Linked DNA regions of Homo sapiens: all the other regions are linked to region 1. The links are chromatin loops, found by intact Hi-C in ENCODE. Cell type or tissue: PC-3. All regions are shown on one strand.

Region 1 (8,000 bases):
GAATTTTGAAACTCGCAATGGCTTCTGGTATACAGAATTCACCGCAATCAGGAAATAAATTGTTTTCTTCCAGTAAAAAAAACAAAAGTTGCCTATCGCTCTTGCTGAGTAGGTAGAACTGTAAATGAGAAACTTAATTTTCTAGTCAGAAATGTTTTTTCTGAAGTCATAGCATTCACATGGATTGGTAACTTGCCCCTGTGACAGTCAGCACTAGAGGAGCAAGAAGGAATGACTTTATGCAATACTTCCTCATAGCTAGGGCAAGTGTGAACAGGCCACCCTCCTCACACCATTCATTGGTGTTTTCTTTCTGCTTCCAATATTCATGTATTTTTACTTTAAGATTGTCATTTCCTGTCTTTTGTGAAGGATTCCGTAATATTAGAATCACTCAGCACAGATGGGGCCTGAAAAAATGTTGGCATTTCCTTTTTTATTTTTATTTTTGCTTCATCTTCTACACGGATGTGGCTGTGTCATTATTCACATACATCCAAAACAATAGTCTCTTTTATATGATGTTTAACTGTGACGTATTTATCCACAAATATACTGGCTGTGTCACATGAAGTATTTACTTAGATGTTGTGTATGCGTAATGAACTGCTAAATGTGGGCAAGTTATTTTTCACCAAAACCTTGGGGAGCCACTCTGGTGATGTTTTCTTGTCCCTTATCTGAGGATTGTGATTCATAAAATGCTTGTCATCCATGTGGGGGAGGGGGTGGTATCTTCTGTGAATTTCTAATCAGTGGAAGGTATGCCTGTCTATTAAAACCTTAAGGACGTGCAAGATGACAAAGGAAATCTTTTGACTTCTTTTCACTGTTTAATCTCTGGCAGTCTGTGTATATAAAGACTATAGCTGGACAGAAAACAGTAATAAAGTCCAGAAGTAGATAAAAGCACAAAGAGTGAAACCAAAGTATTTGTAAAGCTCAATAAATCTGTTAACTAGAAGTTGCAGTTTTATCTTTACATACAGGTAAGTCTCAAGGTTAACTGCTCCATAAAGCTCCACGCAGGCCCTAGTGTTTGGCATCTCTTCACTACCTTATCAACTAAAGAAGGGCTCCCCCATTAGATTTCTTATAGTTCCCCTTCTCTAGAATGCAATGGATGTAAGCTTTCTCTGCCTTAGATTTTAGAAAATGTCACTGGCCTATTGGCATCAGTTCACAGATATGCATGTTTGAGGCAAATGTATAGAAGATTGAGAGTGGCCTCAGTCAGTTAATGATAAATAACGTGATGATGGCATTTTTGACTCCATGAGGGAGAAAAAAAAAATAAGACTTTCCACCAAAATTGAAAATGGATTCTTCTCCAGGTGTACCAAATGAACTAGGCAGAATGTTGTAACTGTGAGCATTTTTAGGATGGAGAGTTTAAGAGAGAAACTGTTGCTGAAATATGTTGGTAGAGCTACAGCCTTCGTCTTTGTTGACAGAAGGTTGAAGTCTGATATTTAAAGTGTTAGTGCGGTGGAAAGATCATTCACTCTAAGACCAGGTGGAAGTGGTTTTAGATATTGGTTATTCAGTTGGCTAGCAGAGTGATTCCTGTAAATGCCTTGCTGGAGAAGATGTATCTTAACACATGGGGTAAAAACACTGCTTCCCCAGGTGTTGTGAGACGTGCACAGGGTAACATGCATGAAGCTCACAGAGGGGCTCAGTGTGGAGCCTGGCACAAAGGCAGCCTTCAGGAAGGGCTTGTTATCATTCCTGCCTCCTCTTGGTCATAGAGAGAAAGAACTTTACTCCGCAGGAGGATAAATTCCGGAGGATTCATTCCTGCCACTCTCTGCCCCTCTGTGCTTCCTCCCCAAGACTGCAGGAGTAACTTTGTTTCATGCGCTGGAGTGAAGGAGCAAGTGTATGGTGACTCAGTCCCTCTACCTCTCTCAGAACAACTGACCTTGACTCCTAAGTTCTCCATCAGACCTAAAGCAAAGACCCTTGTATAAATATCATTGCTATGCAAGGCATTTCGGGCCATCTCCTCTTCCATCTCCTGGAAAGTGAACGTGATATTTGTGCTTGTTAGCATGGTCTCTACGATACTAGGACAAAGATCAGACCTACTTAAGTATGAGGCAGTACCTGGCTTCAGCAACACAGATTAACAGCTAGTTTATTTGGGAGGCAGCTAAAAATGCCCCTGTAGCCCATCTCCTCAGTAAATATATATTCCTATTTGTTCAGTTGGTGTTTGAAATTACATGTTAGACTTCATGCATTTGCCTAAGGCTTCTTATCATGTATTAATAAGCCTCAAAGGGCAAACATCACACCTTAGTATGAAGGTATCTGTAGATGTATTTGGAAGAGCAAGTTTGGATTAAGAGAACAAAGACAGTGAAAAACACTGACCTCCTGTTTGTGGTTAGTTGTGGAAATTGGGCATTATAGAAGTGGCAAGAGGTAGAGGGAGAAGTTGGTGAAGGTATATAAAAGAGGGATAAGAGTCTTGGAAACTAATCTTTACCTAATATATGGTTTTGCCCTGGAATATTCTGCCTGAGAAGTAAAGGGCTTCTTGTTCAACAAGCAATTCCCAGTAGAGTAGGAAGAATTTTCAAAACACACATGTTTTCACAAGAGTCTACACAATCTAATACTCAGATGGACTATTCCATCTAATACCCAGATGAAATAGCTGGATAAAAAATGTTTATTAAAGAAATTTCCTATAAATTGCATTAATAAAAGTATGTATCTTGTTTCAGGGTTCTGGGCAAATCAACCTATTTAGTTTTCACTACTCAGTTTGCTATCAGGAAACCACTATCAAATGCCAATTGAAAAAAAAAAAGAATCAATGGGGAAAAGACTAGAAATGCAAAAGCACAAGTTACGAGAATTGTAAAATACTTGGGTTTTTTTTGTTATGTTTTTAGTTTTTTTCTGCAAACTGTCCTTTCCTCTAGAAGGATTCATTGTCCCTCTAGGGTGTGGTTGAGAACAGATCAAGGCAGCAGAAGAATAAATAAAACCTTTTAAAAATTGCTAATGCCTTGCCAGGAATATTTACATTAGATATGTTGCATGTAAAAACAGATTATATATCTGAATAAATTCACTCTGTATCCTTTGCAACTTCCTAAACCACTCTATCATTTTGGAAGAGACCTTTTTCTCCCTGTCGTTGAACATAATATTAGGTGTAATAATATTATTGAGCTGGAATTCAGTAGGGTGAATTTTCACAGTGTAGAAATTCATAGCAAATGATTACTTTTCAGGTATGTAAAGCACAAATTTATTTGGTATACAAAAATTCAGTCCCCCCCAAATATCTCTTCCTACATTAAATAAAACCCCTATGCCATATCTAAAATCTCTATGCCCTTCTCTTTTCTTGCCAGTTTCCTCAAGAATAATAATCTTGTCTTTTTCATCTTTGTATCCTTTATATGCACCTTACCCCAAGCCTTAAGTGACAAATGCACTTACAAACAAGAGCCAACATTTTGGAGGCATTTATCATATACCAAGCACTATGCTTTGAGCTTTACCTTATTATAATTACTTTTATCTGCTCAACAATCCTGCTATCAATATTATTGCCGCTTACAGATAAGGAAGCCGGTGTCCACAAAGTTAAACAAATACGTCAAAGGTCACATGACGAGCAGGTGGGCCCAGCACTTCGCCCATGTTTTAACCACTATATGCTAAAGAACTCATCTATTACAGTTGTTGAGTTGTACAATAAAGAAAACACGGCTGGGCATGGTGGCTCACGCCTGTAATCCCAGCATTTTGGGAGGCCGAGGCGGGCAGATCACCTGAGGTCGGGAGTTCGAGACCAGCCTGACCAACTTGGAGAAACCCTGTCTCTATTAAAAATGCAAAATCAGCCGAGTGTGGTGGCACATGCCTGTAAACCCAGCTACTCCAGAGGCTGAGGCAGGAGAATCGCTTAAAACTGGGAGGCGGAGTTTGCAGTGAGCTGAGATCTTGCCACTGCACTCCAGCCTGGGCAACAAGAGCAAAAGTCTGTCTCAAAAAATAATAATAATTAAGAAAGAAAACACACACTCTCACACACACAACATTTTTTCTTCTAAGAAACATAAAAATATTATTGTAGAGGGAGGCTCAGGATTCAACTAGGCTAATACACCAAGGTTTGGTGCCCCACCCTGTGGCTTACTAACTTTGTTGGTCTTAGGTAAATAAGTCAAGCTTGTTGATTCTCTAGTTCTTTATCTGTAAAATGTGGCTAATGCACAGTAACTACTTCATTGGTCAATAGATCATTTAAATAAAATATGGTACCTACAGTTTGGAGTTCTGCTTATTTCTCTCTCACTTTACTCCCTTTCACCTGGCACATCTGTGCAAAAGTACCCTTTGTGACTCGAATGAAAGCAGAAGGCACCATTTGGGGGTGTTGTTGATGCTTATTTAATCAAAATATCTGCTATTTTTAATCGACAAATTTAACAAAGGAAGTGATATACTGAAAACTCTAAAACACTGACGGAAGAAACTGAATAAAACACAAATGGAAAGATGTTTTGTGTTCATGGATTGGAAGAATTAATATTGTGAAAATGTCCATACTACCCAAAGTGATCTACAGATTCAGTGCAATCCCTATCAAAATTCCAATCAAATTTTTCACATAAGTGGAAAAAACAATCCTAAATTCATATAAAACCATGAGAGACCTTGAATAGCCAAAACAATTCTGATCTTTTATTTGCAATGTGAGAAGCCATTTCTTATGTCAAGATGATAGATTTCTAAAGAAACTATTGAAATAAGTTAATACACTTTTGGCCAGACTTGCTATCTTTTCAGTTTAGATTGGTTCCTGATTTTTACCAATGACCTTTCATTCATCATAAGAGTTGAATAAACCCTGGACTTTCCCAGATTAAAAACACACATAAACCTGGAAGCAGCCACCACAGAATATCACTGTGTAAACATGATAAAATGCAGAAGTAGATCATTTACATTCAATGAGTAACAAGGTATTTGCAGGAATTAACTGTCCTTGACCAGCCCAATTCTGTTCATATGGCTTATGCTTTCACTTTATTGATGCCTATAAATAAACATCTCTTGTCTTAATGTGTCCCGGTTCAGCATTCAGCACACAAAAGGCTATATTTTATAGCTGTGGGCCTCAACTCAACCTCCAGGGAAATTGTGTGATTTCTTTCCTCTTGCTCAGCTTGGCATCTGCTATGGAGGCCTGCATTCCCGAAACTCTCGATTAGAATGAATAATTTGCTGCCTATGAGCCAGTTATCCACAGATTAGCCCTCTGAACCTTCTGTTCCTTTCGGCCATCTTTTTGGGGTTTTCATTACTTTGGAAAGTAGCTATTGTTCTGGGGAAAGAAATGAAACTAATAGCTGTAAAAGCAGAGGTTTGTGTGGGTGGCAGGGAGGGAGTAGGTCTGGAGACAGTTTCTTTCTGTTTTTGCCCCTGGATAATCAGGAGTTAAATATAAAATGCAAAGGCTCCCATGCTTATATTTTTTAAAAGAATTAGATCAGCAAAGATGGCGGTAAACTGTACCTACTTAAACTTTACCAAAGATGGAGGTAAAGTCTAAGTGGAATTTGGAAATACCCTAATAGCTCCTGGTTCCCAGACATGGGGCACTTACACATCCCACATATGGTGCTACTTGCCTGATAAGCATTGTCTCATCTAAGCCTTACATATCTCTGTGAGGAAGACATTACAATGTGGATCTTAGAGGTAACAATATTGAGGTTCAAAGAAGTCGAGCAGCTACCTAGAGACGCACGATGAGTAAGTGGCAAAGCTGAATTGTCTACTCCGAAGACCAGGCTCTTAATCACATTGATGCTATATATAGTCATCCTAGCAATCCAATCTTAGTCAAATCCACATTCTGGCCCCAGTGAAAAATAGCTCAATTTATACAACGTGCTGTTCTTACTCAGTAGTAAATCAGTGGCATTAACTAAGTTTACCTAGCTTTAATTTCCTACATATATGGCATTTTCCAGTTTTATTGGGGTGTTTAAAATTAAAGGAATTCCTTTAAGAACAATTATGAAAGGTTAGATGTTTATTTTTTAAAAAATAGAGATAGGTCTCACAATGTTGCCCAAGTGGGCCTTGAACTCCTGGGTTCAAGGATCCTCCTGCCTCAACCTCCTGATTACCTGGAACTATAGATGTACTTCAGGGCACCAGGCAAGTATTTTTTTTAGAAGCTAGTATATTTATCAGACAGAAGGACAATCAAGAAGTAAAAAACATAATTTCTGTCATAATGCATTTATTCAACAAATACTTATTGAGCACCCATTTTTTTTAAGCAGGCCTTGTTTAGACACAAGAAATGAAATAGTGTATATGACTGACTTACCACACTAAAAAGAAAAAAAAAACTGTAATCCTATGAGGAAGGCAGTTCCTAAGAAATAAAGCAGAATACAACATGAGAACAGCCTTGTATATCACATAAGTAGATGATGGAGGTGATGGGTACTTAATCTAAATTTGGCCAACAGGGGAAAGTATTGGCAATAGGTGACTCCTGTACTGACTCATCAAAGGCAAATACGGATCAGTCAAGGGATGGGAAAGGTGAGAGGGGAAAAACAAATGGATTGGTGTAGAAAAAGACTGAAAGCTCTATGGCTCTAGAGAAACAGCAAAAGCAATCTAGTAATGACTAGAGTATAGATCAATGGCCTTAAATTGGAGAAAATTAGAATAATCTGAGGCGCTCTGAAAACTCTCCAATGCCCAGGTCATACTCCATATCAAGTCAGAATTATCTAGAGGTGTGATGCAGATATCAGTCATTTCTAAAGCTCTCTGGCTGACTTTAATATGCAGCCAACTTTAGGAACCAGTAGTGTAGGGCAGTAGATACCAAAGAATAGCCTAGGAACAGGTAATATCAGCATCAACTAAAAATGCAAATCCTATCCACAGTATTGGAGGAAAAATCACAGAGCCATCAAAACATAGATTGCTGGACCCTACTCGCAGAGGTTCTGATTTGGCAGGTCTTGGGTGGGGCCTAAGCATTTGTATTCCTAATAAATTTCCAGGTGATGCTGATGCTGCTGGTCTGGGAACCACAATTTTAAGAACCCCCCAGTCAAATGCTTCTCAAATTCTAATGTGCATATGATCACCTAGGGATCTTACTAATATGCAGATTCTGATTCAGTAGGTCTAGGGTGGGCCTGAGGTTTGTGTTTCTAACCAATTCTTTGATGATCCATGCTGCTGCTCCGCAGACAACACTTTGAGAGCAAGAGGCCAAATAAGGAGAGAGGAAGATGAAACTGTATCATGAAGAGCCTGATAATGTTCAGAATAATTTCAAATCAGTTTTAAAAAATAAGGTAAGTCATGACATGTTCAGTCTTGGTTGGTTTGTCATTCGGCTTTGCCTTCCACAGCATCAATTTTAGCTTATTAAGGTGGTGGCCAGGAATACTCAAGGCCACATTTTTGTTGCTGTTGTTTACCTCAACATGAAAAGAGAGAACGCTCTTATTCATGGAATAAACTTCCTCATTTCGGTCTTAGATTGGCTCAACTTAGATACCACATCCACGGCTCCACCAGTAAATGTCTCCAGGCAAATGCTCAGCATTAATTGTCTCAGCCCAGGTTTCCCAAATCAATCATTGACAAGGGGCATAACATGATTTTCTGGACTAAGCAGGAGCTGCCTCTGAAGCAAGGGCCAATTCCTAAAACCACTTTACTGCTATACAGTAGGAAGCTAGGATTGGCAATGAATGCTCAGGAGTAAATCATAAAGAGCAACGTAGACCATGAATGTCTTGGTAAAGTATTTTTTCTTCCTAGGAACTGTTGGGTATCATTGAAAGATTTTTAGTCGAAAGGTGGTAATATCAGAAGTGACTTTGAAAAGAACACTTGGGTCTTGGAGTCAATAACTTGTAGTGCGGCAAGAAAGCCAATGAGGAAGATACTACATTTTTTAAGTGAATGGTGGTTTCATCTTA
Region 2 (8,000 bases), 130 kb after region 1:
CTTGCTCATGGTTTTTCCTTAGGCTATCCAAATAAGAAAACAAGTCTGTATTTTCCAGACAATAAGGCTGAAAACAGTGTAAAGAAGTGTGATGATTCAGGTCAATGAGGTAATTGAAGAAACGTCATGACAACCAAAATTAAAATGACCAGTTTCCCATTTGCATGTGCCAGCAATTCCTCAGGAAATCTTTCTGGTTGCTTTTTGCTCCTATTAGACAGGATAATGTGGCTACAAATTATATCCAACTGAGAGAGGATTGACTCATCCTCAGCAGGTATTGTGGGAGCAGATAAACCCCAAAAGGACAACAGTCAGAGAAATAGCTGAGAACAAAGCAAAACACACACAAACATGCACACACATACAGATTATTACATTACATAGTAGATTATAAAATTAATATACATATATTAATTTTTCTCTCCCATTTCTACTGTGATAATTCTTGGTGATCATTTTAAAACTTTCAAAATAAAAAGTTCCTGTTAACTTCATACCACTCTAACTTGCTTCATGATTTGTTATATATACTATGGTACAAAACAATATTGAAGACCATGGCATCTTCCTCTTACCTACTCAAATGTTCTCTAGGACAGTAATGTCATCAGAAGGTACCTTCCTCCCATCTGGTCATGGCCTTCACAGTAACAAAAGGTGGAGGCATAATACCATTATGAGCCCTCCCTTGTGTTGGACATCCAGGTACACTTTTGCTGAGTCTTCTGTAGCCAGGAGAGACATAAAAACAGATATCCTGTTCTACCTACACCTGTCTCTTCTTCTGTGCCCCACAGGTTTGGAGGTCAACTGCAGTGAGGTCTCTATACCACAGAGTGGTGAGTCCCCAAGTCCCGGTGAACTTAGGAAATGGGCATTATCCTCTGGAAGACGTTTATAGAGGTGACTTTTTTGGTAAGTCCCTGGGACTCCTGTTGACATGGGAATTACTTTCTTCCCTCAGTTGTTGGCGTCTCACATGGCCATTCATCAGCTCAATACAAACAAGTCTTCACGGAGGTGGAGTTTCCTCCTCACCTGTTGCTAAACCAGGCAGCGTGGATTGGCATATTCACTGACTTCATGGCACGAAGGCCTACAAAAGCGGAACAACTTTTCACCAGTGCAAAAATGTTCCAAAAGATACTCTCTCTGTCCAATACACTTGTAAGTGCATTCTAGAATATAAAAAATAGAGAGAGATAAATGTTCTGTTGAAAGATAATCTCCCAAAATATAAGTTTTTATGTAAGACAGTGCTCTCAAGTCATAAATGGTAAATTCTTCTGAAAGTCACAGAGGAAATTACTCTTAAGACCTCTGTCTTGTTAAGTTATCATAGTAATAAAATCTCAACCTACTAAGGTAACTTTCTAAACATGTCAGAGCTTGAAAGTCTCTTGTAAACCTCTAAATACAAAGAAAACCTAAGTTTATTTATTGAAGTTCAAGCTGTAGAAATCTGACAGCTTTGAGGACTTTAAAAGATACTGAATCAACTGCTATAAAAGGAAAACAGTCTTGACAATTTTAATTCATATAGTATTACAACTGAAGAAACTATTTGATGATTTATGAAGGGCACATTTGCCGGCTGTGTTTTGGAGTTTTTGCATGAAAAGTGAATTTGTACTCAGACTGTTTGCATCTTCAAAGACCCATGAGCTTGGCTGTAGGGGCATGCAACATTAGGTTTGGAAATATATGAAATAAATATTGCTATGCCTTAAGAATGTGATTTAACTGTCAATTTGCTTTGATACGTAGGTTTAAAGTTTTGGGTTATTTTATATATGCTATTCATGTATATCTGTATTGGAGGCATCCACTCGCTGCTTTAGAAGCTCCTGGAGAGTAGAAATTGTCTCCATGTAGCTCTCAGCAATTAATAAACACTGAAGGCAACTGGGCTTTTAATTCTTTTTAATGCTTAGTTACTTAATTCAATATCTACTCCATTCTATTTGGTCTCAAGTGTATTGTGTGTGAACAGAATAAACAAAAGACTGAATGAATGAAGTCAGATGTAACTTAGACAAAGTTTCTGGAATGGCTCCTTAATAAAATCCTCTTCAAAGAATAGGATCCAAACAAAGAGAGGACACATGATTTCTGAAATTAAAATCACTGTCTAATTGGAGAAGATAAATGTACCCACGTGATTCATCCAGAGACTAATTACAAAGCAGCCTGTGAGCAAGTCTAAGATTGTTTAGTATACACTAAGTGTGCGGTTGCTAAACAGACGATGTGCAGATAAGCATCAGCTATGGGCAAGCGGTGGTCCCTGTCTTCTCCTGAACTCCTACCTTCTATTAATATTTCAACATTCCTCTTCCTTGGGAACTTATTCTCCAGGAGCTCAATCACTTTATGAACAAATATAAGAGAGACCTATGACACCCAAGATTTTCCCTTGTATTCCCTTTGAAACCAATATGTGTTTTGTTTCTTCTTGAACCAAACCATCAACTTTGCCATTATAACCTAATGGAGAGGGAAATTAGTTTAATGGGTCAGGTGATCTTTGAGTGTCTCTCAAATCATTGAATGCAATCAACTTTCTTTCCTGCCTGCTGGCTCCATCTGTAATCAGCAGAGATTTCTTGTACAGAGAAGAGTAAGGGGCACCTTCCTGAAAGAGCTGTGTTTGTATGCAAGGCACAGGAAAAACTGATGCTCTAACCTTCAGTGATGTGGTGAGGACTTGTCTTGGGCATAAAACTTAAGTCAGCACCAAATAACACAATAATCAGGATAGATAGTATTTTAATGCAATATTTTTAAGATAAAATATATGCAAAAATATTCATGATAAAAAATATCAAAGTTTTAAATAAAGACAGGATCAATACTACTGATTTTTTTCCTTTTGCCTTAAGCTCCAATATGACTTAGCATAGCAAGGTTACTAGTTCTATTTAAAAAAAAAATTAGTTTTGCTCATCGCGGATTTTCTTGCATTAATCTTAACTTTAAAAAATTTCGTTAAAATATTATTTGTCTTGATTATTGACATTTTTTATTGCCCCCTTAAGTTTTTCACCTGAGATAAGTGACTCATTCAGCTTACTTTTCCCCACTGATGATAAAGAGGAAAAGAGGGAAGATAAATTGCTATGGGGTACAAATGACGAATGTAGTTTCCAATAATGTCAGAATATTAAATTTGAGTTTTCCTGGAATGAAACAATGATTTAGAAAAAAGAAAGAAAGAAAATAATAGATCTGGGATATAGTGATATACCTGGGAATTCTCATAGCCACAAGAGGGCATCAATTAAAATTTTGAGAGAATATGCACTCCAAGAGAGTATGGAAGGAAAAAAACAGAGAACTAAGGACTTACCTGAGGAGTTACCAATAGTTCTAAATGACAGATCTTTCTCTATGGATTATTGTACCCAAAGCATATGACATTCTAGAACAGGAGTTCTTCAACTTGCACATGCATCAGAATCTCCTAGAGGGCTCGTTGAAGTGCAGATTGCGGAGCCCACACCCAGGATTTTATTTCAGTAGATTTGAGGTGGGGGCTGGCATGTCTAACAAGTTCCCAAGAGATACTGAGACTTCTTATTCATGGGCCACACCTTGAGAGCAAGCGGGCTAGAATAAATAGACTCTATAACACAGTGGTTTGTTCAAAAATTTATGTAGTAAAATACTCTATAGAGAAATCAAATTGTATCATTTCTTACTATAAACTCTTAAGGAAGAAACTAAAGTAATTCTTCCACCTCCCTTCCAAGACTAGACAGTAAGGGCAATAAAGAAAGAAAACTAGTTGGAGTAAGATAATAGAGAGTGGTGGAGATTGTCAACTGGAGATTACGTGTCCAGTCTAAAGGTATTGAAGTTTAATTAAAACAAAACAAATCACTATGTGAGACAAACAATTTCTGCCTTTAAAATTCTGGGCCCAACAAGAATATTAGACTGGATTGCCTGAGGCCAGGTGCAGTGGTGCGAACACTTTGGGAGGCTGAGACAGGAGCATGGTTTGAGGCCAGGAGTTTCAGGCCATTCTGGGCAACATAGTAAGACCCTGCCTCTACAAAATATTTAAAAATCAGCTGGGCATGGTGGTGAACACCTATAGTCCTAGCTACTCAGGAGGCTAAGGTGGGAGGATTGCTTGAGCCCAGGAGTTGGAGGTTACAGCGAGTTATGATCTTGCCACTGCACTCCAGCCTGGGTGACAGAGAAAGACCCCATCTCTAAAAATAAATTAAAAATAAAGAAATAAAAATAAACTGGATCACCTGAAAAAGAAAGGCTTTGGAGGCTTGCTGATTTAATATTTGGGAAGGGAACAACTAGGTTACTGGTAAATTGGTTTGACTCTTCAACTGAGGAGAAAAAGGGGCTTAGGGTGCACAAGTGACATAGGTCAGCGCCATTAAAATGCAGCCCCTTATTGCTGAGAGGACTAAGAACTGTGTCCTGTGACCTAGGAAGCTCTGATGAGGGTCTCCAAGTCACGTGTGGCTGGAAAAATTGGAACTGCCAGAGAGCAGTCCATCTGTGAACAAGCCATTGAAACATGGGCTGTGGCAGCCACAAGTAAACAGAGATTGAGGAATGATGCTGTTGTCCTCCATCATCCTGTACCCCCAAATCTTGAGGTCCTTAGCCCAAGGTAGATAATGAGGGTTCTGAAAATCACTAAGTTTGAAGTTCTCATCAATCTTGAAAAATAAAAAGCTCAATCTATATTTAATATAATTTAGCAAAATGGGGAAATGTGACATTTTTTGCATTCCAAGTGTTAGAGTAACCCATACTTTTTCAGTTAAAGAAGACAACTTGATAGCAGACCAGCCTAATCTGAAGTACTAGCTTGACAACTGTTAGTTTATAGAGTAATATATGGAACCCAATCTGTCTACCCCCCTACTCCAAGAATTTGCTGAGAAGACATCAGTTTCATTCCTGCTTCCTTTAGCACAAGGTGGTACAACCTGTTTTCCACACTGCAAAGGGTGAGTCAGCTGAGAATTATATAACAGTTTGGAGTATGCCAAGCAAGTTACCAAAAAGGGATACATCTCATGGTTAGGCATAGGTGCCTGAGTGGATCTCAGTGTAAATAAGCTTCCAAGCAGGCTGCCTGGGCTCCATTTTTAGCCTTAAAACCCATGGAACAGAGAGAGATTCATGGGATGATAAAATGTCCAATAAACTGAAATAATTCAGCAGAAGAAAGGGCTAAGAACCAGAGACATGCAGGTGCTATGGTCTGAATGCTTGAACTCCCCCAAATTTCATATGTTGAAATCTAATCACCAGTGTGATGATATTAGGTGATGGGTCCATTGGGAGGTGATTAGATCATGAGAGCAGAGCTCTCACTGAGTGGGATTAGTGCTCTTACAAAAGAGGTCCTGGCCAGGTGTGGAGTCTCATGTCTGTAATCCCAGCACTTTGGGAGGCCAAGGCAGGTGGATCATGAGGTCAGGAGTTCGAGACCAGCCTGGCCAATATTGTGAAACCCCATCTCTATTAAAAATACAAAAATCAGCCAGGCGTGGTGGTGCACGCCTGTAATCCCAGACACCCGGGAGGCCAAGGCAGAAGAATCACTTGAACCCAGGAGGCAGAGTTTGCAGTGAGCCGAGATCGCACCACTGTACTCTAGCCTGGGCAACAGAGCAAGACTCTCAAAAAAAAAAAAAAAAAGAGGTCCCAGAGGGTTGCCTCATCCCTTCCTCTAGGTAAGAATGCAGCAAGAAGATACCATCTATGAACCAAGAAACAGGCCCTCACCAGACATTGATTCTAAAGGTGCCTTGATATTGGGCTTCCCAGCCTCCAGAACTGTGAGAAATAAATTTATATTGCCTATAGAAATTTATTGTTGAAAGAAATACCCAGTATGTGGTATTTTGTTATAGCAGCCCGAACGGACTAAGACAGCAGGTAGTAGTGAACCATCTTCATCTTCTGAAACAGGTATCTGAAAACTATACCCAGGGGCCAAATCTGGCCCACCATCTACTTCTAGAAAGAAAGTGTTACTAGAATACAAACACACTCATCTCGGTATGTTTCCTCTAGCTGCTTTGCATTGCAATGGCAGAATGGAGTGGTTGTGACAGAGACTGTATGGCCTGAAAAGCTGAAAATATTTGCTATCTGGCCATTTACAGAAAATCTTTGTTTACCCTTGCTCTAGAAAGAAAGACAGGAAAGTTCGGAGGCTCCACACGTACTAAATTCACCTGGATTATGGTCAAGTTGCATTTTATTTACATCTCAAAGGTCAGTAGACCTCAGCGATTTCTGTTCATAGTAATATCTGTGGACAGATTTGACAGAAAATATTAATATTCCTGACCTGGTGAAATCTGAAAAGAGTCCTTATCCAATGGTGGCTTTCAACCTGTTTTTTAGGTTCAGTCTTAATAATTGGTCCCAAACTTCAGATCTTGCTGATCCACTAGCTGGATTTTAAGCTGGCTAAACTACTGCCACGAGTTGCCCATAGTTTCACAAAAGGTAGCAGGTTGCTTTCTGACTCTGCCTGACGTGACTGTTTATGAGTAAAATGAAGAAATTGTAATTTGTCCTCGCAGTCCTATGCCCCTTCTTTCCTGGTAACATCTCAGTTGCAGTGGCCTAGTGTGCTCATACTTTCTTCCTATCAAAACCTGCCCCTATAAGACAACATCTAAAATTCGCTCACAGTAAAATACAAATAATATATGTCAAAGTCCTAGAGACATCAGCAAGTGTGGGGTGGAGGCACAGTAAACAAATTTTTCTTTCATTCTCTCTCTTTTTGAGGTGGGGTACAAACACACAGAAAAAAAAAATACCAGGTAGGCTTGTAGCTTCCAGCCCCCAAGAGCCAGCCCCTCTGTGCTTAATCCTCTGTGCTTAACCTAAGAACCCCTACAACAAAATCACCCAGAATGGTGAATTTTCTCAAATATTTAGGGAAGAAATAATAACGTTCCTATTCAAATTTACTCAGAAAATAGAGGACGTGGGAACACTTCCCAACTCATTCTATGAGGTTAGTGTTATCCAAAGACATCATGAAACAAAAACTACAGAATGGTGTTCCTCGTGAATATAGATAGAAAAATCTTTAACAAAATATTAGCAAACCAAATCCAGCAACATATAAAAAAGTAATACATATAAAAATGCCATAAACCATGGCAGTAATTCTACCAGCTTAAAATTCAGCTAGCGGAAATCCAGCTTTACCAAAGAAGACAAAGTTGGTATACCACCTGAAAATGAATCCATGTAATACATCATGTTAGTAGAACAAAGGAAAAATCTACATGATCGTCTCAGTAGATTCAGCCAAAGCATTTGACAAGACAAATACCCATTCACAATACAAACGCTGAACAAACAAGGAATAGAAGGGAACTTCCTCCACCTGTTCTGAATATTTTATAAACAAACAAACAAACAAATACCAGCGCTAACATGATATCCAATGCTGAAATACTGACTGCTTTCCTCTTAAGATAAAGAACAAGTAAGGATGTCCACTCGCACAACTTCTACGTAACACTGTATAGGAGCCTCTAGTCGAGGTAACAAGGCAGAAATAAAAAATTAAAGGCATGCAAATTGGAAAGGAGAAAGTAAAGCTGTCTTTATTAGCAGGCAACATGATCCCAAATGTAGAAAATCATAAGAAATACACAAAAACAGAGCAAAAAGCTAATAGAACTAATAAGCAAGTTCAGCGAGGTTACAGAATACAAGATTGATAAACAAAAAATCAGTCGTATGTCTAAATATTAGCAAACAATAGAAAATAACTTAAGAAAATGATTTCATTCCAAATAACATAAAAAATAGTAAGACACTTAAGAATAAATTTAACAAAACAGGTGCCAATGGTCGTGAGCAAATTTTCTGGGTTGATAGAAATGCTTTGAAGCTTGTTGCACAACTACGTAAACTTACTGACAATCACCAAACTATGCCCTTTGATAATTTTATAATATGTTGATTATACCTCAATA
Region 3 (8,000 bases), 75 kb after region 1:
AGCAGTTTTATTTCATTTTATCATTTTATTATTTATTATTATTTTCTCCCTTCATCCCCTTCCCATTATTTTCCCTCTCTATTGATAGCAACTTTTGATTATATTTAAACATATGTCCTTTCATTCCACTTTTCTTATCTTTTGTTTAGATAAATGTGCCTCCTTGAAAATGTCTTGAATAGTATTGACTAGATTGTCTTCCAGGGTTTTAATAATTTTGAATTTTACTGTCTTTAATCCATCTTGAGTTAATGTTTATATATGGTGTAAGGAAGGGGTCCAGTTTCAATCTTCTGCATGTGGCTAGCCCGTTCTCCCAGCACCATTTATTGAAAAGGGAGTATTTTCCCCATCACCTGTTTTTGTCAGACTCATTGAAGATCAGATACTTGTAGGTGCGTAACCTTATTTCTGGGTTCTCTATTCTGTTCCATTGGTCTATGAGTCTGTTTTTGTACCAGTACCAGGCTGAGCTCTGTCATCTTGATACGGAGCTTCTGTGATAAGCAGAGCAGGGCGAGAGAAAAAAACTTACATCTTTCTTTTATCCTCTGGCCCGGAAGTGACTCAGGTCCCTCAGGTTTAAGCTCATTATCCAGGCTTAGTCACATGTCCCTACCTAACTGTAAGGAACACTGGGAAATGCAGTCTTTCTGTATGCTCAGAAAAAGGAAAGGGAAAGAAACAGAGAAAAACAGTGTTGCCTCTGATATAGAAAAGAGTAAGTATATCTGAGTTTGTGGTGCTGCCAAGGAGGTTAACTTTGATTTCGATTCTAAATAGAAACTATTTTAACCAGCTTTAAAGAAATAGGTTTTGATAGTGAGATTGATAATAAAGTGGGCTTTTTGGGGTTTTGTTTAGTTTTTTCTTTTAAATTTTCTAGGCTTCTCACTTCCTCCCTCCTCTAAGTTTAATTACTGTATTGGAGCCATTCATTGTTAATTTTCACTCCTCCCATAGGTACTGAGCACAAAATACACAATCAACAAAACATACACTTATCAAATTAAAGGATGAAAACTTTAAACTCAATCCATCCTGACACTTGTGTTATTAAAGATTTAATGAGGAAAGAGATAAAAAATAAGTAGAAAGTTCTACTAATAACTAATGACTTAATTTATCCATGTCTTTCATCTTCCCCCAAAGTAGCCATAATTAAGGGTTGATGATGTCATTATTCATAATACGTCTATTTGTATTTCCCTTTCAACTTTGCAAAGCATACTGTATCTGTCATCTCATGGTATCCTCACCACCACCATGTGAGGAGAGTAAGGTAGACATTATCCCTGTTTGGTAGATTAGGAAATTAGAATACAGTGATGTTAAGTGAGCTGCCTAAGATCCTCAACCAATCTTGATGTTGTCACTGGAAGCCAGATCTCCTGATTTCTTGTCCTATGCTTTCTCCACACTAGAAACTCGCTTCAGAGCAAGAGTATCCTTAGAAGCAAGATAATAAAGTCTACTCTTTAATCTTTCACATGGAGAACTCCAAGTTGGCCATAATAATTTCAACATTTTAAAAAACTATCTCATCCCAGTGAGTGCATTTCTGTAAACTATTCTGGATCTGGGTATGATATAAGACTTAGCTGTACAGAGAGAGTCTGTACAGGGGTTGGCAAAGATTTTCTGTAAAAGGCCAGATAGCAAATGTGGCTTTGCAGTCATATGGTCTCTATTCCATGCTCATCGTTTAAATACATATAATATTTTTAAGACAAAAATCATTTTCACTCCCAGGCTATTCAGCAATAGGCCTTGGGCTATATTTGTCCCACAGGCCTTAGTTTGCCAGCCATGATTTTGGACTGCCAACCATCGTGGTGTTCAGAGTGCCCATGCACCTGACTCTGCTGCAGCATGAACTTGTTCCTGCTGCTTTCCTGCAGGCATTCAGCGTGCCTTGGGTTACCTGTTTGGCAATTTCCTTTAATGTCACAAATAACCCACTTTTGGGTGAGATATGCCACAGTCTGTCTCTGAATTTCTTGCCCAGCTAGGTTGAGGTGCAGTGTCTCCCTTCTGGTACATTTCTGGATTTGTGACAGGGGTTTTGTGAGATGTTTTTTGAGCTCCCCTTGCAGCTAGGAGGCATGGTGTGTGATGCTTCCCTTCTTCTCTAGACAGCTGAACTTCTGCTGCCTATTTTCTGATCTTGAACCTCTCCACAGAGCTCTCTCTACCTCCTTTTATAAATTTGTTCCCCACCTACCATACCCCCTTTAAAAAAAATCCTCTTCATTATCTCTTGTGAAAGTCAGTGAGAGTGGAGTTTGGGGTATCTATGTAGTCAGGCATTGAGTATAACCCAGGTGATGATTAAACATCAGGGTGCCTCCCAAAGCCTTGCCTGTTTTTTTTGCTACTAAAGCCATGGTAGTAGCGGGCAAGAGCAATACCAGAATGTTAAGAGGCCACTCATCTCAGGAAATCCAGGCATGCCTGTCAAAGATATATGAGCTGCATTCACACTCTTGAATGGGAATCAATCAGTTTTTATACATCCCAGCACTTTGGGAGGCTGAGATGGGTGAATCACTTGAGGTCAGGAGTTCGAGACCAGCCTGGCTGACATGGTGAAACCACATCTCTACTAACAATACAAAAATTAGGTCGGTGTGGTGGCATGTGCCTATGATCCCAGCTAATCGGGAGGCTGAGGCAGGAAAATTGCTTTAACTCGGAAGGCGAAGGTTGCGGTGAGCAGAAATTGAGCCACTGCACTCCAGTCTGTGCGACAGAGTGAGAGTACAGTTAAAAAAAAAAACAAAACAAAACTGTGGGCCAATTCTGGGAGGCCGAGGAGGGCAGATCACCTGAGGTCGGGAGTTCAAGACCAGCCTGACCAACATGGAGAAACCCCATCTCTACTAAAAATACAAAAAATTAGCCAGTCGTGGTGGCGCATGCCTGTAATCCCAGCTACTCGAGAGGCTGAGGCAGAAGAATTGCTTGAACCCAGGAGGCCAAGGTTGTGGGGAGTCGAGACTACGCCGTTGCACTCCAGCCTGGGCAACAAGAGCGAGACTCCATCTCGAAAAAAAAAAAAAATTGTGGATAGTATGTTTTTCTATGCAGAACATATTTTAATCATTCAACAAATATTTGCAATCCACCATAACTCAGGCATTGTTTAAGTTTCTGAGTTATAAAGAGGATTGGTATGTGGTACCTCCCTAAGGAGCCTATACCTTTGAAAGGGATAAATACAGGGACTATTAAAATACAGAATGAAAGGACAAATACAGAAATCTGTGGGAGCTTCATGAAGTATGGAAGAGATTCCTAATTTTTCAGGTGGGAAAAACAGCTAGTAAAGATGTCAGAAAAGAAGTGTTGTCTGAGCTGAGTAGAAGAGAAAATGAGAAAAATGGTCAAGAGAAGGGGCAGTAAGTGCCCAGAGATGTGGTAGAGTATGATGTAAGACCAGAGCTATCCAGAGCATAGGCTGACTTGCTAGATAAAATGTGGTGTCGAGGTAGGAGGGGTGAGTGATAAAGCTAGCAAGGTAGAAATGTGCCAGAATATACTCCATGCCAGTGTAAAGCTTCTTTGTTAATCCCAAAGAAAATGATGAGCAATAGTTCCAGGGTAGTGGCGCCATAAGGTTTGTGTTTCTGAAAGACACCTTGGGCTGTGATGTGGAGGTTGGACTGATGAAATCTATGACTGCATTGGGTTATTGCGCTAGTCCAGCAAAAGATGATAAATACTGGAGATAGGGAAATAACAGAGGAAGTAGCAAAAGGGAACAGGTTCAAGAGATGATTAGGAAATGACAGGACTTCGTGACTGACTATGAGTGTGAAATAGAGAAAATCTGGAATAATCTCCATGTGAATGGCTTGGAAGTTTGAAAACAACGTTGTAATCCAACAACACTATGAACACCAACAGGAGCAAAAGGGAAACTAGGAGGCTAGATTTACTCCATTTTGTCCATGCAGATGCAAAAATCCTCTGGGATATCCAAGTGAAAGACATTCCATATACAGTTGGAAAAACTGGTTTGGAGGTCAAAAGCAATGACTTGGCTGGAGATATTTGGGAAATGTTGGTAAGCAGTTGTTGGTTGAGACTGTGGATTTAGATGTGATTGTTCAAAGAGAATATGGAGCTTAAGAATTGAACAGGAAAAAGGACAAAACCCCAAGAAGCCCCAACTTTTTAAGGCTCAAAATCCTGCAATGGCAACAGGAAATCAAAAGGAATGGTCAGAGAAATGGGAATATCACTAGAAATGTGTGCTGTTGTGGAAGACAGGAATGCAAAGAGTTTGAGTCTGGTGAGATAAAAATGAAAATCATTATTTTATGTAAAAAATAGAGGGTTACTTTTAAAAAACAGTTCTGTAGAGTAGTGGAAAGGGAAACTAGATTGGAATGATCTGACCAGTGAATAACTAAAGGAGATAATGTTAATAGTGGATATACGGTTTGTGAACCACTTTGGATACAGTAAAGAGTCATGCAAATACAGCCATGAGTCACTCAGTGATGGAGATACCTTCTGAGAAATGTGTCGTCAGGAGATTTTGTCATTGTGCAAACATTGGAGAGTGTTCTTACAAAAACCTAGATGATATAGCATACTACATACCTAGGTTATGTGACATAGCCTATGGCCCCTAGGCTACAAACTTGCATAGTATATAACTATACTGAATACTGTAGAAAACTGTGGTGCAGTGTGGAGTGTTTTTGTTTCTAAACATAGAAAAGGTATAGCAAAAAAATAGTATTAAAGATAAAAAGTGGTACACCCATATAGGGCCCTTACCGTGAATGGAGCTTGTGAGACTGGGAGTTGCTCTGGGTGAGTCAGTGAGTAAGTGGTGAGTGAATGTGAAGGCTTAGGACATTACTGTCCACTACTGCAGACTTTATAAACACTGTACACTTAGGCTACACTAAATTTACAAAAAATAATTGTGCAATGATTTAACTGCTATGATGCCACTAGGCAATAGGAATTTTTCAGCTCTATTATAATCTTATGGGATCACCATTGTATTAATATGTGCAGTCCATTTTTAACTAAAACATCCTTCTTCAGTATGTGACTGTATAAAATAGGCTTCTATCAATGTACAATCTCAGGTGTAGCCTCTGAATTTGGACCTATCCTTTAAGAAAACTAATCTCTCTATATTTAATTTTCTTATCTCAATGATAAGAGAATCATAAATGATAGAATCAATAGATTGGTAGTAGAAGCTAAATCAACACTTTATCCTCAATACAAATCCCACCTACAACTCTATCCATCCTCTGTAGTGAACTCATTATCTTAAGAAGACTCCTGTCCATTTACTGTACAGCTCCAGTCATTAAAGGCCCTTTCAGGACTTTCTGTTATTATGTCCTGTGGCCTCTTCCCAGCCCTAGATGGTTCAGGGACCTTCCTTTCTTGCCTGCAGGTACATCTCAGACATTTGGTCTCTGCCACCACTATCCCTGCCCTGAAGTTTGAGGATCAAGAAATCATATCCTCACCTCTCCTTTACTATGTGATCAAAGGTGATCATATATGTTTGTATCAAGAATTTTGGAGGAGAATACTGAATAACCAGAATCTCTATGTGTGGCGTAGGAGCAGGGAATATAATTTGGAAGAATACTCCATTTGATTCTAACACACCAGCCATCCATCTTAGTTAAAAAAAAAAAACATATTTTGTTTTTCTGTTTTCAGCTATATCATCATTAAAAATAAAAAGAAATCTGTTATGGGCTGAATTGTAGCCTTCCAAAATTCCTATATTAGAGTCCTAGCTCCCCAGTGGCTCAGAATGTAACTGACCTTGGAGATAGTGTTTAAAGAGGTAATTAAGTTAAAATGAGGTCATCAAGGTAGGTTAATCCAATATAATGGGTGTCCTAACAAGAAGAGGAAATTTAAACACAGGTACAAAGGGAAGGCCATGTGAAGACATGGGGAAAAGACAGCCATCTGTAGGCCAAGAGAGAGGCCTCAGAAAAAGCCAACCCTGCTAACACCTTGGTTTCAAACTTCTAGACTCCAGAATTACAACAAAATAAGTTTTTGTGGCTTAAATCACCAAATGTGTGGTATTTTATTTTGGCAGCCCAAGCAAACTAATATATAATCTAATTAAAACATTGATTCCATTCTGTGACTAGGGCATTTTAAAGGGTTTCTAAGTGATTTCTTTGTTAATCCTATCTAGAATTGTCTCTAGAGTCAATAGTAAACCCAGTTTATGGCATGTGGTTTGCAAGATCTGTTTTCTTCATCCCTTTAAAAATTGGAGATGTACATATATTCAGCCTTTCAGCACCTCTCTTGTCCTCCACAGATCACTAACACAAGCTCATTTTGTATCCAGAGTGTAATCTCAATGGGTAATGAGATTCAAGCTCATTAGAGTAATTATGTACTCTCTTTTTATCCCTTAACTAATCTCAGACTTCAGTTGTTTTTCTCAAGTGTCTTCCTTCTTTCCAGCCAATCATGTCGACAGAGATGATAAAAGCAAATTAGAATGTGGCCAAGTTCATCTTCTCTCTGTCATCTTTCACAGGAAGTGGGCTTTAGGAAATTCTTGTTCTTGTTCTGACTATATTTAAATTTGCAGTGTTTTGCATTTTTGTTAGCTTTATCTTAATCTGGGCTTTACTCTGTCTACCCTATTCTAACAGGTTGAGGGTGCTCTTCATGTGTTTCTGGATGATTTTTCTCTCCTGCCCTCTTTTGTATGATGGAAGTATTGAACTTGGTTGGAGTCAAAGCATTCGAGTGCCATCTATTACCCATACGACCTGCGTCAAGTTGCTTAATCTAAGCTTCTTTGTCAAATAAAGCTAAATCATATCCCATCTTATAAGGAACACCATTATGAAATTATGATTAAATTACATAATACATGCAAGAACACCTTATAAATTATGTATTTCAGACATATACAAAACTTCGTTATTACTATTACTGTTATATCTTTTAGTTCTGTGTTCAAGGGATACTTATAGAGCCACGTTAGTCTCTTCATTTGCATTTTATTATTTTTTTTGAGATGGGGTCTCACTTGGTTGACCAGACTGGTCTTGAATTCCTGGCCTTATGCAATCCTCCCATCTCACCCTTCCAAAGTGCTGGGATTATAGGTGTGAGCAACCATAGCTGGCCCAGCATTTTATTTTTATTTTTAACTTAGATTTTATAAAATTCAACACACAAAAAAGAGCATGTAGTGAAAAATCTCCTTCCTATTTCTCAATCTCCCTCAACTCAATATCACTATTTGGGAGCAAACAATATTTCTTATGGATGCTTCCAGAAATATTTTATGCATATCCATATATATCTTTTCTCCTCTCCCTACCTTTTTACCCACATAGTGACATCCTATCAGTTCCTTTACTTACCCTCATCTTTTTTTTCTCATGCTGTCACAATCTCTTTGCTGGGAATTTCCTCTCCTCATTGAGTTGTCACTCATTTATATTCTCTGATTTGGGTTCAGACATTTATTTTCTCTCAGGTTTTAAAATATATTCTTTAACAGTCCATTTTGTACACTTAACTTTGCACAATATGGTGATGGGTTCCTTTCCCCTGTGATCATCAATGGAAGAAGAGAAGAAATCACCACCTTTGGCAGCAAGCAACATTTTACAGACCGAATGTAAGATCTGTTTGTTGTTGTTGTTTGTTTTTGAGACAGGGTCTTGCTCAGTCATCCAGGCTGGAATGCAGTGGTGTAATCATGGCTCACTGCAGCCTCGACCTCCCAGGCTCAAGCGACCCTTCCACCTTAGCCTCCCAAGTAGTTGGGACTACAGGTGCACACCACCACACTTGGCTACTTTTTTTTTATTTTTTGTAGAGACAGGGTCTCACTATGTTGCCAGGGCTGGCCTCAAACTCCTGGGCTTAAACTGTCCTCCTGCCTTGGCCTCCCAAAGTGCCTTGGCCTCCCACAGTGGTGTGAGCCACTGTGCCCAGCCAAGATCTTTTTTAATTAAAGG

The links. A loop is a pair of places that touch in the nucleus more often than their neighbours do. Peaks named below come from ENCODE experiments on the same cell type or tissue, not always from the same donor. Only the 100,000 strongest peaks of a DNase experiment are listed, where the experiment ranks them.
Region 2: a loop joins it to region 1, with 3 times the contacts of the local background. A loop is called at or near these places in 2 of 110 quality-filtered maps.
Region 3: it touches region 1 in a loop (3-fold over the local background); 2 of 110 quality-filtered maps call a loop at or near these places.

Annotation. Positions count from the first base shown.
Region 1 is chr13:73,669,759-73,677,758 of GRCh38, reverse strand. No RefSeq gene overlaps it. Among named protein-coding and RNA genes, the nearest start is that of LINC00393, 12 kb to the right of the region's middle. In PC-3, no CTCF peak of the experiment used is centred here; DNase peaks (open chromatin) are centred at 428 and 4,968; H3K4me3 peaks cover 533 bases; H3K27ac peaks cover 7,350 bases.
Region 2 is chr13:73,539,642-73,547,641 of GRCh38, reverse strand. LINC00393 (long intergenic non-protein coding RNA 393) reads left to right here. Exons shown (of 4, transcript NR_184171.1): 3 at 801-842; 4 at 968-1,741. Among named protein-coding and RNA genes, the nearest start is that of LINC00392, 21 kb to the left of the region's middle. In PC-3, a CTCF peak has its summit at 3,254 (motif pointing right); a DNase peak (open chromatin) is centred at 4,981; H3K27ac peaks cover 1,746 bases.
Region 3 is chr13:73,595,089-73,603,088 of GRCh38, reverse strand. All of the region lies in intron 2 of LINC00393 (long intergenic non-protein coding RNA 393), which reads left to right. It overlaps LOC128966561 (a long non-coding RNA gene), which reads left to right and starts at 7,570. Exons shown (of 4, transcript XR_001749905.2): 1 at 7,570-7,657. It overlaps LOC105370256 (a long non-coding RNA gene), which reads right to left. Exons shown (of 7, transcript XR_942064.1): 2 at 7,398-7,587. In PC-3, no CTCF peak of the experiment used is centred here; DNase peaks (open chromatin) are centred at 598, 3,158 and 4,558; H3K4me3 peaks cover 477 bases; H3K27ac peaks cover 6,022 bases.